2 separate regions of the Homo sapiens genome follow, and region 2 is linked to region 1. A link is a contact called in ENCODE Hi-C data. All regions are on one chromosome and are shown on one strand. The core of a region is the stretch at or near the end of the contact, and the rest is flanking DNA. Distances in the headings are between cores, read along the strand shown. Region 1 overlaps LOC101928277 (a long non-coding RNA gene). Region 2 overlaps MAP3K5 (mitogen-activated protein kinase kinase kinase 5).

Evidence for each region. A loop is a pair of places that touch in the nucleus more often than their neighbours do. Pooled maps may share reads with other maps.
Region 2: a loop to region 1 is called in a map with no recorded cell type, with 16 times the contacts of the local background. The contact joins two enhancer-like sites. A Hi-C loop is called at or near these places in 2 of 37 single-sample maps with no recorded cell type and 1 of 50 pooled maps.

The regions. Positions count from the first base shown.
Region 1 is chr6:134,869,182-134,873,101 of GRCh38, reverse strand. The region is part of intron 2 of LOC101928277 (a long non-coding RNA gene); the gene reads left to right. Among named protein-coding and RNA genes, the nearest start is that of ALDH8A1, 79 kb to the left of the region's middle. Within about 2 kb of position 1,946, at least 3 of the 41 ENCODE cell types and tissues checked have a DNase peak (open chromatin) inside an H3K27ac peak, as active enhancers do.
Region 2 is chr6:136,717,785-136,721,684 of GRCh38, reverse strand. It overlaps MAP3K5 (mitogen-activated protein kinase kinase kinase 5), which reads left to right. Exons shown (of 30, transcript NM_005923.4): 2 at 1,096-1,235. Among named protein-coding and RNA genes, the nearest start is that of MAP3K5-AS2, 64 kb to the left of the region's middle. Within about 2 kb of position 1,969, at least 5 of the 41 ENCODE cell types and tissues checked have a DNase peak (open chromatin) inside an H3K27ac peak, as active enhancers do.

The sequences.
Region 1 (3,920 bases), core at 697-3,196:
GCCTTGGCCTCCCAAAGTGCTGGGATTACAGGCATGAGCCACCACGCCCAGCCAGGATCTGTATTCTTTTTTTTTTTTGAGACGGAGTCTCGCTCTGTCGCCCAGGCTGGAGTGCAGTGGCGCGATCTCGGCTCACTGCAAGCTCCGCCTCCCGGGTTCACGCCATTCTCCTGCCTCAGCCTCCCGCGTAGCTGGGACTACAGGCGCCCGCCACCACGCCCGGCTAATTTTTTTGTGTTTTTTAGTAGAGACGGGGTTTCACTGTGTTAGCCAGGATGGTCTCGATCTCCTGACCTCGTGATCCGCCCGCCTCGGCCTCCCAAAGTGCTGGGATTACAGGCGTGAGCCACAGCGCCCGGCCGGGATCTGTAATCTTAATGCAAGAGAAGGCCATGGGACCTGAGGCACCCCTAGTCATGGGTCTAGCCAAGGTGCTACTGCTGCTTGGACTGCTGTTGCAGTCCAACCTAGTACTGGCACCATATGGTTTGAAACCGGGTATGGACAAAGTAGCTAATGGGCTGAACTCAGGGCAGTGTGAATGGTGATGACCAAGGTGGTGACACCTATGGTAATCTGCACCAATAGCTGGGCAGTTTATTGAGGCTTAACCTTGTGGTTAACTACCTGCAAGTTACAGAAGTAGCTAGTTAGTCACCATTCCATGTGGGGCCAAGCCATAGGGAAAGACCTGAAGGAGGAAGGATGACCTTCTCCAACCACGTGTGGGGACAAAAGGTAACCTGTTGTTGCCTGCCCCAATGCCCCTAAAGGTAGGAAAATAAAAACCTGGCTTAATGTATAAAGCAGCATTGGGGTAACGTCACCTTGGGGTGGTTGCCCGCCATAACCTGGAGTTGTTGCTCCCTGTAGTACTGCTGTGGCCTCTGGATCCAGGGTTCTGCCCTGCAGGCATGTCTCCCACTAGAACTCCCTTGGCCTACAGGGTGGAATGTAAGGCCTATATGTCAGACCTGTGTGTCCAAAGCCTATGTCTCGCTCAGCCTAGGGGGTGGAGTGTAAGGAAAATGGATTTGCTGCAGTCAAGAATAGGCCAAAGGCCGGGCACGGTGGCTCACGCCTGTAATCCCAGCACTTTGGGAGGCCGAGGCGGGTGGATCATGAGGTCAGGAGATCGAGACCATCCTGGCTAACAAGGTGAAACCCCGTCTCTACTAAAAATACAAAAAATTAGCCGGGCGCGGTGGCGGGCGCCTGTAGTCCCAGCTACTCGGGAGGCTGAGGCAGGAGAATGGCGTGAACCCGGGAAGCGGAGCTTGCAGTGAGCCGAGATTGCGCCACTGCAGTCCGCAGTCCGGCCTGGGCGACAGAGCGAGACTCCGTCTCAAAAAAAAAAAAAAAAAAAAAAAAAAGAATAGGCCAAGGTAGATATCCAGTCCAGCATGACTGAGCAAGTTTGGAGCACAGGAGCACAACTCCACACATTATGTAATCACACCATGTGAGGCGCATTAGGTGATCACCCACATGAGCTTGTGCTTGGCTCGGACCCACTATTGTCTGTACAAGGTATAATTACCCTACTGATGCTGTACATACAGCTTGCACCTGGGCTCACTCGTGCCCAGAGGGAGAGTAAAGCCATGTCGAAACTGTCTACGATTCCTCGAGTGTTTTTCCAGCTACCCACCACTCACCCACTGACTCCCCTCAGACCTCAGTTAGAACCTGACACTGACTAAGACACAGTCATAGCTCAGAGGATGTTTGATTTCTTATCCTGGACACTGAAAGCAGTTACATGGATTCTAGCATACTTTGGCATAATTTCTCCTCCTGCATACCTTATGGGGTGAGGATATAGAATATGTCCCCGTTGCTAATCTCTAAGTGAACTCTGTACCTTTAAATCTTCATGGACAAGCATCCTTGTGGTTTTCACCAGGTGCACTCAATCTAGAACAGGAAGGAGTGTGGATGAAGTTTCTTGTGTTAAGCAATAACAGATGTATGTATCCAGTGCTGTGCCGGTCAATGTTTAAAGCTCAGCTCTGGTGGAGGTGGGGTCTAGGAAGCCCTGATTTGTAGCGTTTGCCATTTTCTGTGGTGTAAATATTTTTACCATGCTGATTTTAAACCAAAAGTGTAACATCATTGAACATACTTTGGGAAGAGATGCTACCCAGCTCTTGCAAGCTGATGCGAACTGGTTCCAGCACCTCCCAGTTTACACCCAGTTACAGACAGATTGGGATAAACACATTTATGTTACAGTGGGAATTTCATAGGTTAAAACATTACAGTAAAGAAGTTTGACGGGAAAGTCATTGTGGGGGTATTATTAGTCAGCAGGTGACTATAAATAGGAAGCACAGGTGTGTTTGTGTTCTCAGTGGAGGGCCCTGCTGCTGTTCACTCACTCCGGGTTTCAGATGCAAAGTGAAGGCAGCCTGGTGATCCTAGAATCCTGATACATTGTCACAGCGTCTGAACTATTGGATATGTTGGCTTACTATTTGCAAATAAAGCTTCAGTTATAGCTTGAAGCTTATTTTATCCTTTCTCAAATTAGTTTTATGTCGAATTAGCAACATAAGGTGAGAATGAAAAAATTAACTAAAAATGACAGAACAACTAACGTGGTTTCTTGTTTTCCTTCTTTTCTTCTTTTTTTTTGTTTTTTGTTTTATGTTGTTTTTGAGACAGTCTTGCTCTGTCTTTCAGGCTGGAATGCAGTGGTCCAATCTCGGCTTACTGCAACCTCTGCCTCCCAGGTTCAAGTGATTCTCCTGCCTCAGCCTCCTGAGTACCTGGGATTACAGGCTTGTGCCACCACGCCCCACTAATTTTTTTTTTGAAACAGTATCTCACTCTATTGCCCAGGCTGGAGTGCAGTGGCACGATCATGGTTCACTGCAACCTCCACCTCCTGGGCTCAAACGATTCTCATGCCTCAGCCTCACGAGTAGCTGGTACTAGAGGCGTGTGCCACCATGCCCGGCTAATTTTTTGTATTTTTAGTTGAGACGGGTTTTCACCATGTTGCCCAGGCTAGTCTCGAACTCCTGAGCTCAGGCAGTCTGCCCACCTCGGCATTCCAAAGTGCTAGGGCTACAGGCGTGAGCCACCATGCCCGGCCATAATTTTTGCATTTTTAGTAGACACGGGGTTTCACCATGTTGGCCAGGCTGGTCTTGAGCTCCTCACCTCAAGTGATCCACCTGCCTCAGCCTCCCGAAGTGCTAGGATTACAGGCATGAGCCACACCCCCGGCCAACTAACATGGTTTCATTGAAGTTCTCTGAATATACTCCTGAAATTTGACCAAAATCATATAACCAAATCTTGGCATCTAGAACCCAGGAGCTGGCCCGTAATACTTGAAAGAACAAAGTTTGAAGAGAGAAATATATAGAGATAATAAACAGCAGCTATTAAAGTTGTGGTACTTATAAGCCCCTAATGTGGGCTTTGATGAAAATATTAATAGTTTCTAAAAGTGGTTAGAGAAATTATGGAATGAAAGAAGTATCATAAATAAGTTATCATGGAAAACTAGTTAAATTGCAAATTAGTACCCAACTTCTTAAAATGGAATAAGTGCCAATCAAGATCCCTTATATATCTTTATTTTTCATTTAAAATTTTAATTTTATTTTTAAAAATTTTTGAGGTAGGGTCTCACTCTGTTGCCCAGGCTGGAGTACAGTGGTGGGATCATAGCTCACTGCAGCCTTGACTTCCTGGGCTCAAGCGATCCTCCCGCCTCAGCCTCCCAGGTAGCTGGGACTACAGCTACTACAGCTACCTGGGAGGCTGGTGATGCGCAGCTAATATATATATTTTATTTTGTAGAGATGGGGGTCTTGCCATGTTGTGTAGGCTGTTCTGGAACTTCTGGCCTCAAATGACTATCTTCCCGCCTAGGCCTCTTGAAGGCTGGGATTGCAGGCATGAGA
Region 2 (3,900 bases), core at 720-3,219, 1.8 Mb before region 1:
GGAGCATGTTCGAGATGCTGATGAGTTTTTTCCATTGAGCTATCCTTGCATTCTGCAAATAAATTTTAAACTCACGATCTAGGTCTTATAACACTTGGTACATTTTGTTAGTTTTTCTTTCATATTTTTGTTTATAGCCATAAAGGAGTTTTAGACTAATCTAAATTTCGTTTTTGTGACATTGTCAAATTTTGATATCAAATTTCTACTACCTTGTTACTGGTCATCTTTGAGCCTTGGATGGATTTGCATCTGTGGTTATATTCCCCTTTGTTATATTTTCTATACCTTTTTTCTCTCTTTTGTTCTTGATTATACTTACCAGGGACTTACTAGATATCAGTTATTTAACTCTAAAACCCAGTTCTGGATTAACTAATAAGCTTACCTATTTATTTTTTAAAAATCTCGTTTTATATATGTTACTGCTATTTTTTAATGAATCTGTTTTTTTTTTTTTAATTTCCTTATTTGGAACCTTAGTTAACGTGTTTTAATGTTGAAATTTATGAGAGAGCATTAGCCCCTGCTTCCCACCGTTGCAAATTCTCCTCGGTTTCCAGTAATCACATGATCTCCTTCTTCTTTAAAAAAAATGCAGGTTTGGGCCAGGCATGGTGGCTCACACCTGTAATCCCAGCATTTTGGAAAGCCGAGGCAGGAGGATTATTTGAGGCCGGGAGTTTGAGTTCAACCTGGGAAACATAGGAAGACCCTGTCTCTAAAAAAATTTTTTAATTAGCTGGGCGTGATGCCACATGCCTGTAGTCCCAGTTACTAGGGAGACTGAGGTGGGAGGATCATTTGAGCCTAGGAGTTCAAGGCTGCAGTCAGCCATGATCATGTCACTGTACTCCAGTCTGGGTGACAGAGCAAGACCTTGTCTCTTAAAAACAGAAAAAGGAGGTTTGTTACATTTTATAAAACCACTTCCAGGTAGAGCTGCAAATTCAAAATTCAGTGATAAATGAAGAGAGAAAATCCCTATCGTTTCCTTATTTCCTCTTTTGAATACTAAGATAATTCAAACCAAAATGTGCTGATTGGGCATTATTTGGGTGTCATTCTTTGGGGGACTTTGTTTTCTGTTTGCAGATATTGCGGTGGTGGAGATGAGCGATGCCTTCCGGCAGCCGTCCTTGTTTTACCACCTTGGGGTGAGAGAAAGTTTCAGCATGGCCAACAACATCATCCTCTACTGTGATACTAACTCGGACTCTCTGCAGTCACTGAAGGTACCTCCCTTGTTTACTGAATGTTTCATTTTAACATCAGCATTTCAGGGATACCGGTTTGTCATCCAAACATTTTAAGTAGCTTTTATTTGTGAAAGACTTTTATATGTTTGGTTAGTATGCATCAATTACTTGTCAAATTGGGAGGTTTATCGAGAATTCACTGTAGAAATTTGATGACACGAGTAGGAAAAAAGTTCACACTGAGTTCTGAGTTTCAGTCATGGTTGTAGCGGAGGAGACTGTGTTAATAGGAAGTCATTAGCGCCGACGTGGAGAAGGGAGATTGCATAAGGTATGGTCAAGCCTCCATGCTTTGTCACTTTTGGGAGCTTCATGGTGCCCACCAGTCTCCCAACTAAAAGTACACTTCCTACTTGAAAGTGCTCTGAGAAATTCTGAGTATACCCAAATAGTTGCCTTCCTCTTTCACTAGGGTATGATTTAAACTAAGATGGGAGAAAAGGAGGAGAAACTTACTATGTTTGTCTACAAAATTCAACCTGTCTCGATGTCATTCTCTCCAGTAATAGGAGCTTACTGCTATAAAGGCATTTCCTCCATCCAAAGAAGTTTGCCTAAAATGCTTTTTGCAAGGCCAAGTGATTTTACACTGTGTGATTCTTTGAAAAGCATCCCACAGTTCAGTGAATCGCATGCTGAGCTTGCCATCATCCATTTCCTTTGTGAAACTTCCAGCTAGCTTCATGTGGCTTTTTCTCAGCTCTGTCTTCCAGTTCCCAAATCTGAGCCAACCTTGGGACATTGAGCTCTAGAATCCTTAACCATATTACTAATGACTTAGCAATTGTTATATGAGTATCTCTAACCCATATTTCATGCAAAAAAGTCAGTAGTATTTTGCATTCTGAGTATTTAAAGCATGTGTGGCTTTCTTTGAGAAATCTGCAGAACTTCATTGAGCAAACATACCTACTACATGCCAGGCATTGTGCTGGTGATTGACAGGTATATCCCTTTCCAGAATACTCTGAAACAGTTCTAAGAGATTTGCCCCTACTTGTCCTAAGTCTGTTTTTTTATCCTAGAGCAATCCTTTACCTGGAGCAATCCTTAAGCCCCTCCTTAATTTTCCTCCAGATTTACCCCTTTAATTAGTACATCATAAAATGTTGTAACTCATTTTTAATTAGACATTTTGATTTGCTGCTATTTGCAACCCATATTAGCATTTGATGAAGGAATTATTTTATTTAGCTCTTTTCATTTTTCTTTGGGTTAAGTTTATGTATGTATGTATTTATTTATTTATTTAGACAGGATCTCGCTCTCTCACCCAGGCTGGAATGCAGTGTCGTGATCACAGCTCACTGCAGCCATGACCTCCTGCGTTCAAGTGATCCTCCCTCCTCAGCCTCCTGAGTAGCTGGGACTACAGATGCATGCTACCTCACCCAGCTAATTTTTCTCTTTTTTGTAGAGATGGGGTTTTGCCATGTTGCCCAGGCTGGTCTTGAACTCCTGGGTTCAAGCGATTCTCCCACCTTGGCCTCCCAAAGGGTTGGGATTATAGGTGTGAGCTGCCACACCTAGATCACCTAGATAGATTAAGTTTATTTAAGCAGGCCCTATTATGTTGGAGATTTTTTACTTTCTACATTTTTTTGCTCTTGCTCCTGCTAGTATCTGGTGGTTTAATTTTGTGCCCATTCTTTCCTAGGGAAGTATTTTTAAATGAAGCAAACTTACATTTGAGAGAAAGAGATAAAGCTAATCTTACCACACATATGTCCGGGACAAATAAACTGGCTTATTGTTTTAAGCTAGCCTTTGTCTAGGAGTGTTATTGGCATTTGATTGAAGTAGTTCCTTAAAAAGGCTAATGATGTCTAAACTGTGCTCATTTATCTTGTACATATTATCTGCTTCTTATTGAGTATTCACTATGTGCTAGGTACCAAGTGCTTTATCTGCATACATTTTCAAATTCTTAAAGGAGAGGCTGGGTGTGGTAATCCCAGCACTTTGCGGAGCTGAGGCAGTTGGATCACTTGAGGCCAGGAGTTCAAGACCAGCCTGGCCAACGTGGTGAAACCTTGTCTCTACTAAATACAAAAATTAGCCAGGTGTGGCAGCACATGCCTGTAATCCCAGCTACTTGGGAGGCATGAGAATCTCTTGAACCCAGGAGGCAGAGGTTGCAGTAAGCTGAGATCACACCACTGCACTCCAGCCTGGGCGACACAGCAAGACCCTGTCTCAAAAAAATCACAAAACAAAGAATAATAATAATAATAATTCTTAAAAGAGCTCTGTAAGATGTATTTTCTATTAGCATTTTTTTAGTATCACAAACCGAAGCTCAAAGAAATTCAATCATTTGCCTAAGGTGATATAGCTAGGAAAATTTGGGATTACGACTGCCTGACTCCAAAGCCTGTTGCCCTTGACTGCTAAGCATTATTGTTAGTTACTTCTAGTTAAAATTATATCATATATTCCTGCTGAGTGTGTTCATTTAGAAAAGCCTATCAGCTATGCCTCCTGAGTTTTCCTAGGTAACATCCTTCTTTTTTTCTTTTCCCTTCTCCTTTCTATTAACTTAAACTTTTGCTGTTTTCTTATTTAGACTATTCCTAGCCTGGTAGGTCATGTGTCTGGTTGCAGAGGACAGAAATATCTGGGATAGGAAGCATATTTGGCA